2 separate regions of the Homo sapiens genome follow, and region 2 is linked to region 1. The links are chromatin contacts, found by Hi-C or POLR2A ChIA-PET in ENCODE. All regions are on one chromosome and are shown on one strand. The core of a region is the stretch at or near the end of the contact, and the rest is flanking DNA. Distances in the headings are between cores, read along the strand shown. Region 1 has its middle 130 kb from the start of IRS2. Region 2 has its middle 89 kb from the start of IRS2.

What was found. A loop is a pair of places that touch in the nucleus more often than their neighbours do. ChIA-PET counts read pairs that join two places held with the same protein, here RNA polymerase II (POLR2A).
Region 2: a map of aorta shows a loop between it and region 1 (2.5-fold over the local background). The contact joins two enhancer-like sites. A Hi-C loop is called at or near these places in 2 of 168 maps with a recorded cell type or tissue (aorta and gastrocnemius medialis). POLR2A ChIA-PET finds 5 or more read pairs at or near these places in 3 of 52 experiments (PC-9 and activated T-cell).

What each region holds. Positions count from the first base shown.
Region 1 is chr13:109,915,816-109,921,108 of GRCh38, forward strand. No RefSeq gene overlaps it. Among named protein-coding and RNA genes, the nearest start is that of IRS2, 130 kb to the left of the region's middle. Within about 2 kb of position 2,401, at least 3 of the 41 ENCODE cell types and tissues checked have a DNase peak (open chromatin) inside an H3K27ac peak, as active enhancers do.
Region 2 is chr13:109,873,307-109,878,537 of GRCh38, forward strand. No RefSeq gene overlaps it. Among named protein-coding and RNA genes, the nearest start is that of IRS2, 89 kb to the left of the region's middle. Within about 2 kb of position 2,010, at least 6 of the 41 ENCODE cell types and tissues checked have a DNase peak (open chromatin) inside an H3K27ac peak, as active enhancers do.

The sequences.
Region 1 (5,293 bases), core at 1,151-3,650:
CCCCAAATGCTGCTCCTTCTTGTATGTTACACTCACACCTCTTAGGTACGATGTCTGGATTTGATAAGCCAGTTATGGCAATATTTACCAGAGAGGACAGAAGGCATAGAAGGTTTAGGGCTCTTCTGAGCCCCTGCACCACATTCTTACTTGATGGTTTGTCTGTCTTTTTGGAAAAGCCCGTCTCTGCGCACACAGCTGGTCCACGAGTTCTCGGCCTGGGGTTTATGGTCCTCCTTCTTATACCTCACGGGGCATCCTCCACTCACATTTTTCAGTGGGCATTCAGTGATCTGAAGCAGGGGTTTTCCCTGATCACTTGTTTAGTTTGGGTTCCCCTGGAATCAGATGCTGAGACAATAGTCTAGATGCAAGGGGCTATTGGACAGGTGCCCCAATTCTGCAGGAAAGTGGGGAAGTGGCACAGGAAGGGGACTGGAGGGGAAGGAGTCCAAAGAGGCATGTTCTTACGTCCTTCACCACCATGGGTAACTGAGCCTTTGCTCCCCATGGAAACTCTGGGAAACAATGCAAGTCCCAGGCTTCAGAGTGACTACACCTGAGGGACAATGGAACTGGTGTGTCACTGGGGTTTAGCATCATTGCTTCACGGTGGTAGTAGGGAAGTGATTACCTAGCCTAGGGTCAAAGCAGCTGTTTTGATCACAGAAGAAAACCTTCAGGCACAGAGATGCAGACATCATGGAAGGTCAGCTGGCGGCACTCACAAGGCAAAATGGTTACCAGTTCCTCACCCGCACTACTTGCCTTTAAATTTTTTTTTTTTTTTTTTTTTTGAGAAGGAGTCTCACTCTGTCGCCCAGGCTGGAGTGCAGTGGCACGATCTAGGCTCACTACAAGCTCCGCCTCCCGGGTTCACGCCATTCTCCTGCCTCAGCCTTCCGGTAGCTGGGACCACAGGTGCCCGCCTGCCACCAAGCCTGGCTGATTTTTTGTATTTTTAGTAGAGATGGGTTTTCACCGTGTTAGCCAGGATGGTCTCAATCTCCTGACCTCGTGATCTGCCCGCCTCAGCCTCCCAAAGTGCTGGGATTCCAGGCATGAGCCACCACACACAGCCTACTTGCCTTTAACTTTTATATTTCCTTACGTAAACCCATAAAAAATATGACTTTTCTGGCTAGATATTTTCTGACACTTGGCTAATAAGCATATTTATAAATAACATAAATATTAGCATATAAATGTAAATAATAGCTAGGATAAATCGTGATAACTGATAATGTGTTTATCAAAAGATCCAGAGGTCTTTCTTATCTGAATCCCATTCTTTTCCTGCTTAAGGAAACCCAGAAATATTGATTCCAGGTTCAGATGTTTGGCCCCTGCAATGTAGTAGTAAAATTTACCAGCTTCAGAAAGAGTAGCTGCAGTTTACAGTATAAATAACAGTCCCCAAAATCTGGTTTTGGGATTCACTGCAGCAGGGTCCCAAACCTCTGCAATGGGTGTATCCCAGTTCTCTTGATCAGGATGAGCAATGCTCTTACACTGGAAGGCTATCCACATACTACTCAACAATGCAGAGAAACTAAAAACCAGTGCAATAATTCTCTATTCAACAGTGGTTAAGTTCCTTCTATGTGCCAGGTAAAATGCACTACTGCTAGTGTTACCAAAATGAGTAAGACACAGTGCTTATTTTTAAAGAACTCATGCCCTAAAGAGAAAAACTACAAGGACTTTTCATTCATAAAATTTGAAGTCATTCCAAAATATGTTACAGAAGGAGAGGAGCTAACTCAATAATTTAACCAACTGGAATGCTATTAAAATATTTTATTTCCCCATTCTTTTGTCAACTTGTGTCTTATCTAGAGGGTATAAACAAGTGCAGAAAGGAGATTGCATTCGAGTGGATTTTAGTTACATAGCACATATGGGAGGGTGGAGAAAAATACTGGAAAATTCAGAAATTACATACATATATATTTCTTTTCAATGCTAGGACTGGCCTATTTGATAATTTTCATTTTGACTAGATTTTTAGCAAATTTGATTTCCCTTTAAGGGTTTGTAATCTTTGTTGGTTTTGTTTCTCTAATTTTTATTTCTTAGATCAATTTTAAGAGAAATACTTCTTATAAAAATACTGCACAAATAAATTAAAATCACACTGTGCAACTTATTTTATAATCTATGATCTATCCACTGATAGCTATTAGTAATCTTTGTGGCTTTCAACATTCTGTTTAGTAGAAATGTCAGGCCTCTTTGTGGCCTGTCTATAAAAAATATTTTTTTCACAATGGCAAAGGCCAGCGTAATAAAAGGCCACAGAGAAGAATTGTTTCCACTCCAAAAAGTAGTGCACAAGAAGAAGAAATTGGGCATGACCAACTGGCCAACTGCCTCCTCCTCTGAGTGCCTGACTTCTTCAAGGCCAGCTCTGCCCCTTGGGATGTGCCAGGTCCTGGCTCGGCTGTGCCCTGAAACTCTACCAGGCTTGCCAGGAAGTAAGCCTCCTACTGGAACATCCAGTAGAAGCTGAGCTACCCTCTATCTCACTGGGAGTTAGTTAGCTCACACATAATCCCCAGCGCCGTGTCTTTTCATCATGCCTACAGCTGACTCCAGTGTGGCAACTGGCCGCCACGCCTCCCTGTTCCCTGGTGGCGGCCCATCATCTGAGTCTGCATTTTCCTCAGAGCCACCCTCTTCACTCAGGCTCAGAGTGACACATCATGCTCTTGGGAGGGGCTCTGTCTCCCCCGCTGCCTGTGGACACCATGGGTGATTGCTGTGATGCTCACATCCTGGCTGCAGTTGTTCATAAACAGATTCTAAACCAACCCAATTATTCACAAGACACTGGTGCAGACGGCTTTATGACTTAGAAGTGTGATCTTTAAAATACCCCGGAAGGAATGGAATTTACATTCCTGATGTGGATTGGGAATATTAATGTGGTCGGGTCCAAATTCTCAGAGCAATGCCTGCAGTACCCCTGATAGAAGTGGGAAGAGGTTCTTACTTACTCCACGCCTACTGCACAGAGAAAGTCAAAGCACAAGTTTATCTGCAGTGTCAGAGGCCTTGGGCTTGGCTTATCACCTAGTTCATAGTGAAAACAAAACCTCAGTCAGGCAGTGTTTTTATTGCTAAATTAGGGAATTTCTAAGTTAGGGCATTGGTGTTGCTCTGATGGGATATTTGGGAGTTCTGTTAGTCATTTTCTTATACTGTTCCCTCAAATATCTTATGCTTGGACTTGTAATTCATGCTGTACTTGCATAAACGTAAGACGGAAGTGCTGTAGGTTATACCCCAATGTCAGAGAACCAAGTGTATTAAACTTCCTGTTTCAAAAATACATAAAACTAGAAAAAGGCAAACATGAATTTCAAAGGCTCCACCACGGTCTCTCTTAAAATGTGAGCTACTCATTTGTACTTAAAACGTAAGTCGATTTCATAAGAAATTATTTGCCTACACATTCAGTAATCTAGCTACAGCATGAAGAACCTGACACACAAGTCAAAAAGAGAAACGCAGTCCAGACATGGTGGTTCACAACTGTAATCCCAGCACTCTGGGAGGCCAAGGTGGGTGGATCACCTGAGGTAGGAGTTCAAAACCAGCCTGGTCAATATGGTGAAACCCTGTCTCTACTAAAAATACAAAAATTAGCCAGGCACGTGGTAATCTCAGCTACTCAGGAGGCTGAGGCAGTAAAATCGTTTGAACCCAGGAGACGGAGGTTGCATTTAGTTGAGATTGCACCACTGCACTCCAGCCTGGGTGACAGAGCAAGACTCCATCTCAAAATAAACTAAAAAAAAAAAAAAAAATTGAGAAACGCAAGTGTTCATGGCACTGCCTTGTTATTTGGCCAGATAGTGCCGAGGAAAGGAAAATGATCTATATTAAGAGAGAGATTTTGATGGAGACAGTTGCTGCCTCATATACACAAACATAGAGCTCACAAGGACAGTGAAAACAAAACCATAGCAAAAGAAAGAATTAAAGGCCAAATCACCAAGTCTAAACCCTTGAACCAACCAGCATCTCTCTCAGTGAGGTTTCCCAAAAGACTGTGACACAAACTGCCCTTTGGACGGGAGAAGGACCTTTGCCACGAAAGGGATGAGACCCAAGCTAATGCTGCCACTCCTGTGTGGCTGTGACATCCTGCCTCTCAGAACCACATTGCAGGAGCTGATCCTCTCTGAGTTTATTGTCATGACCTCCTTTCCAATACCAACATTGCATCAGCAGAAAGAAAATGGTCTCTCACTTATTTTCCATTGAGAGCAATAGCCCATGCTTCAAACTCAGTGAGTAGATGTGCCATGCAGCTCTTTAAGTATAGTTGCTTTGAGTAATTTTATCCCAGTCCATCACATTCCGATGAACTGAGATCACAGACACATTATTTTCACCCTTTGCCAGAATTTTTGTGTGACAGAATGTGATAACCAAGAATGAAATGAATTAAGTTTGCTTCTTGCTTTCAGGTTGATGTAGGGAAGGAGAAGACGGAAACTCTTCCCCTTTAATTTTCATGTAGGGATTGGTATACAATGTACTTAATGAATGTGTTCAGTTAATTAACTAATGAATGTGAAGTTGGGTTTATCAAAATCTTGAGAACGATGATAGCCTGAGTTCTTCCACTTTCTCTGGTGCTGGGCTCATCATGGTAGAAGACAAATGACACCTTGGGAGACACACATCCGAGGAACCGCCCTTGGAGGAATTCAGTAAAGATGCGTTTGCTCTTTCTATGGGTTTTAAGATACTGGATTTGTGCCACTAAGAATGTGACACTTCAGGCTATAGTCCTCAATGCCATAGATGTCATACCCCCTTTCTTTTGGTGCCCAGGTTTTTCTGCCTGATGCTGGCAGGGGCTGTCCCCACGCCATGTGCTCCACCCCCAGCTTGGTGATCTTGCCTTCAGAGAGCTCCCAACCCAAACAGGGTAAGGTGCTGGCTTTCTTGTTAAACCCACATTTCAATAAAAGCCTTTGTAACTCAGAGGAATGCATCTTTGGGGAAAGTCTTAGGTGAACGAAGGAAACACTTTCTGGCACTAGGACAGCCTTAGAGCCCTTGCCTCATGTTCCGCAGCCAGGTGTCCATCACCCACAGCTGGAAACTTGGCCTGTCCAGTTGGCTACATGGGACATAGTTTCACAGGGATGAATGAATGGTTTTCTCAGTTCAGTTCCAAAGTGTTTCAGTAACGCCCAGGACATTATTTTGGAGGATTAGAAAAAGCTGAGTAGGAAACATGCTTTGTGTACTAATCATAAATTAATTAGTATTT
Region 2 (5,231 bases), core at 760-3,259, 43 kb before region 1:
TTCTGCTGCCAATGACTCTGCATTTATTCATCTGCCTCTCAAGTTCTCCTGGCCAGCACTGTGCTAGGTTTTATGGTTACTACAAAGATGAATGACAGTTGTTCCCTCCGTGTTCACACCTACACTCTTGCCTCGCAGTCCTTGCTGCTGAGCACCCGCAGCCTGACTCCTGGTTTCCTGGGGGCCTCGGGTAGAGCCAGGGAGCTCCTGGGACACCTGGAGTGGGCCGCAAGTTGGAACTGGGATGTAATCACCCTGCTCCTCTCCTGTGTGGACAATGAATGTCTCCATGTGAGACTCAACGGTGTCACACACGGTGGCCTCAGTGTGGCAAGGCACTCCCTATGGCCATCTTCTCATGCTGAGATAAGTCATTCTTCATTAACTGCCTCCGTTGCTAGCCATGTCCCCTGACCTTCCAGATAAACTATTCTCATATAAATTCTTGTCTCAGATCTGTTTTGGGGGGAGATCCCGCTAAGACAATAGCGAGAGAACCAGACAGGTAACCTAACCAAACCTGGGCTGCTTCCCGGGGAGGTGCACGCAGGTCTCTGCAAAGAGCCCCAGAGGACACCCATACGGCCACAAGCGTGAAATGCATGAGATGCTTAGGGACATGCCACACCCCAGGCTTGGGCTCCGGGGCAACTCCTAATCCCAACCCTTGCTAGCCTCACAGCCAATGCACTCTCCTCCACCGCCCTTGCTGCTACCTCCGAACACCATTTCCTAACTTCAAGTTTGTTTGATGCTCTTGTGGCCTGCTGTGCTCTCCTCCTCTGTCATCTAAATTTTACCCTCTTTCAAGGACCAGCTGAAATTTCCCATCCCCGATAAATCCATTCCTGGTTTCCCCAACACCAGGGGAACTTGCTCTTCTCTGTCATTTTGTTGCTCTGAGGGAATCCTAGTGTACATCGTTTAGTTACCTGCTTAATAGGCAGGACACTTTGCTCCCAAATCACTGTAAAAGCTTTTATAGGCTGCATTCTTGTCTTAGATTTTTTTGTAGCTTCCAGAGACCTCAGCATCTAGTTTTGTTCTATTTTCATTTGGGAAGAAAGTTCTGCTGACAATAGTTAACACATTTATTCATTCCCCAGACGCTTATTGATTTCTCAGTAAGTGATGATTTAATTATTAAGTCTGCTTTTTTTCTTATCTTTTCATTTCATTCCCACCATGTAACTATGCTCAAAGATATTCTTTTGGACAGGAACAGTTTTCTACCACGAGAGGAATAGGGCATTCTTCTGAAGAAGGTGAGGCTGGTGTGTAAACAGCAAGGCAGTCCAGAGCACCCCCTCCACCCACCACAGGCCTGCCTTCCCTCTGTGCTGCCTGGATAAAGCACCACAGCAATAATTTCTGTAGTTAGTGTCCCTATTTGCTATGTCATCCTTGACTCTTCACCCAGCAGCAAGAAGACTGAGAAAGAAATATGACAAATGAGCAAATCACTGACATTGTAGCCCATTACTAAATCAGTGCAAAGGGTAGACCACACCTGACTCCTGATAAATCCTTCTGTATCTTGGGGTCAAAGAGTTTAGGAGCATCAGGGGAGAGGACAGGATCAGAGGGGCAGGGGCGGGAGAGATGTGGAGACCATCTCGGTTCAGAATTCTGTTGCTAAACTGATTTCATTTCTAAGAATTTACTCCATCTGTTGCCCTGCTCACACTGTCTAGACAATTTCAAAGTATTACATAATTCATAGTGGCTGAACATTTTCCTGTTTACTACAGAGTCAGTCTACAAAGGTCACTGATAAAATAATCTTTTTAACTGGCATGAAAAGCATCTCAAAAATCCAAGAAGCATAAGAGCCAACCACACAATTACTTTTCAATACTCATTCACGGATAAAATAAAACCACAACGGGCCTGATGGTTTCTGGTTCCTGGCAAGGTTTTGACAGGTTTCAAAAAATAAAAGACCAGGTTGTCTCTGCATGAGTGAAATGAAGACTTATTCATGGACAGCCTTTCATTCTGTGATGCCTGCTGAACAGACACCCAATGCCGAGGACACAGCACAGCCTGCCCTGGTTAGAAACCATAGCTGAGTTAATGCATCATGCATTGCAAAATAACATTTTTGTAGTGTATTTTGTACACTTTGTACATTTTGTAGTGTATTTAATGGAGACACTGAGTACATTGACTAGAAAGTCAAAAACATACTTTGACTTCTTTTTTCAGTCCCTTTTTAGTCAAAGTACTGAAAACAAGGGAGGGAAGGAAGGAAAGGAAGGAAGGGAGACAAGGTGGAAGGGTGAAAGGGAGGAAGGGAGTAGGGGAGGAAAGATAGGGAAGGAGGGAAGGAAGGGAGGAAGGAAAGAAGGAAGGAAGGAAGGAAGGAATGGGAGGAGGGAAGGACCATGTAAGTCAACAAGGTATATCCCATTCAGTACTGTTTTCATTTTGGCACGTATGCCAGGATTTGCATATGAAAATGAACAATTGGGTTTGCAATCATAATGCTCACTACTCAGAAGCTGTTTTGGCATTCTCAGGCTAGTAGGCTGTGTCCTTGCTTTCTCTCGCACTTCTACAGGGACCATACCAGCCACGCTGTCACGTGGGACCTGTCCCTTGAGGAGGCAGTGGTGCAAAGCAGGGGTGGCCACAGGTGAGGCCAAGGCCTGGGCCAGGCGGGCTCTCTGCAAGTTTTCTGTGCCTTCCCCACTGTGAGGATCTAAGAACTGTCAGGAGGCAGGTAGACCTTTGCTAAAGCATAATGCATTTTCTTATTCATGCTACCCTTTTTATTTTACCTGCTCTGTGCATGGGATGCTCTGTGAGGTTTAGGAGACTAGACAGCAGGTTGACCAGCTCTTCAGGACTATTTGGCTTGCTAATTTAGAACTTACAAATATCCTTCTCCAAGTCCCAAAGGATGTGTCGCATGACCTCAGGGAAGCCTGTTTCTGTTTCTCTGAGTGGAGGCTGATCCACCCACAACTGCAAGAGCAGCGTAATAGCCGTCTGACTCTGGTTTTGAAAAACAGCCCTGGAAGGATGTCAGATGAGTCTGCCCATTGCTCCTGAGGGCATGAGTGTAAGGGCAGCATGGCACCCCCTGGCATCTTCAGACGAGTGTGGGCCTAGCACGCGTGCCTCTGCTCCCTCTCAGCGTCCAGGTCACAGTTCCTGGGACCACAGGCTCTGCTGGGACTTGGGACTTGGGTAGGGAAGTAAAAGAAAATGGTGCTTCGAAGCAGAAGCAACTGCCACACTGCTATTTTCTTTTCAGGATAAGCATAAATGTACTGAAATAGCCAAAGCAAAGTTTCAAGAGCATCTGGGCATAGTAACTTCTCAAATGACTACAAGTTTAGGGGTGAGCTAGCAGTGTCTGTGTGTGGTCGCTGAATAATGGCTACGTTACTGAGGCAAGGCAAATGGGGCATGAGATCTTCATAGAAGAAATCAGTAGCACAGTTGTGTATTGAAATTTATTCTGATTGGAAGCTTACAGATGTCAAGGTAAAGATAGAAATACTTTGCCTGTAAAACAAAATAAAATTTAATTTTGAGAGTTAGGTTTCACTTTTTTAAAAAAAGACTGTGAACACAAAAATTACACACATCTTCAGCTCCACTTAATCTTATCCATCTTTTGGGGTTTACTTTTTGGTCAACTTTTCTTCAAAATTAATTTGAATTGGACATGTTAAAATTGAGTTTTTGACCATAATCTATGGCTTAAATTTACCTATATATTAGAATTCCCTATGAGTAGAGTTTTACAATATGTGTGGCCTTATGTTAGCATATGACATTATATTGTATCATTATCTGGTTGGCAGTAGTCATTAATGGGTTGAATCATTTTAACTTAATATCAGTTATAAATGTCTGCTAATGTTGAAAAAGATGGTCAACCTGACTAACCTATATCTTCTGCAGTAGATTTTTTATATATTAAAAACTCCATGTAAAATGAAATTCATATTAACTCTAAATTTTGCATGGACATAATTATTCAAGGATGCCTGGAAAACTACACAAGATTCCCACAGGATGAATATGTATTTGTCCTGAGGATGCCGTTTTTATTAATGTCACATATAAAATTTTAGTCCAATTACATGCATAGCCACCTAACATGCAAGTGCAAAATTAAAATCAAAGTTAATTTATAAACAAAAACATCAATAAGATAAATACACTCCAACATTAGGTTTGAATTTGTCTAGAATTTCAAAACTGTGCTTATTATTTTTTGGAACTGGGGTTACAGTTAAATAACGAAAGTGGTATGCAAATAACATATCATGTATTTTTCCTAATCTCTGTGTCCATAATTAAGGCAGATATAATTTACATTATTGTAATTTTCATGTAATTTACATTTAATTACATATACATGACATATGCTTGTAATTTACATACTATGGGCAGTGACTTTTAAAATCTGTTTTAGTTATCTATTACTGTATGACAAATTACACCAAATTTAGTGATTTAATACAACAATAATCATTTATTATCTTTCATACTTTCTGGGGGTCGGCACTTGAGGCACAGCACATCTCTGCTCCATGATACCCGGGGCTCATCTGGAGCTCAGAGGCTGGGGCTACAATCATCAGAGGTCCCATTCCCTGGCAGGCAGGGTGGTGGATGCTGGCTGGGGCTGGGACACTCATTGGAGCAGTTGTCTGGGATGCCCACACATGGACCATCCACGTGGTCTGGGCTTCCTCATGATGGAGTGACTGGATTTTGCCTATGTGGTAAATCATAGAAGAATCGGAGAGAAAGTGAGCATATTGCCTTTTCTGACCTAGCCTCAGGAGAGATGGGGCATCACTGTCCCCGGAGTCTCCTGCCCGAGGCACTGCGAACATGAGGGAAGGTCACAGAGGTCCACCTCTCAGTGGAAGGTTGTCAAGAACACACTGTAAAGTAAATACACTGTAAAATATATATCCCATCATGAGATGGGATATATATTTGTGTGACCATTTTTGCAAAATACACTCAGCCATGAAGTCTACTTGGCTATTTACTAGCTTTGGTACAGTTACAGATGAAATGTTTGTGTCCCTCCCAAATTCACATGTTGACATCTTAACACCCAAGGTGATGGAATTAGGAGGTAGGGCCTTTGGAAGGTGAGTAGGTCTCGGGGTTGAGCCCTCATGAATGGTATTGGTAACCTTATAGAAGGGATGCAAAAAGGACCCCTTGCCCTTCTACCATGTGCGAACACAGCA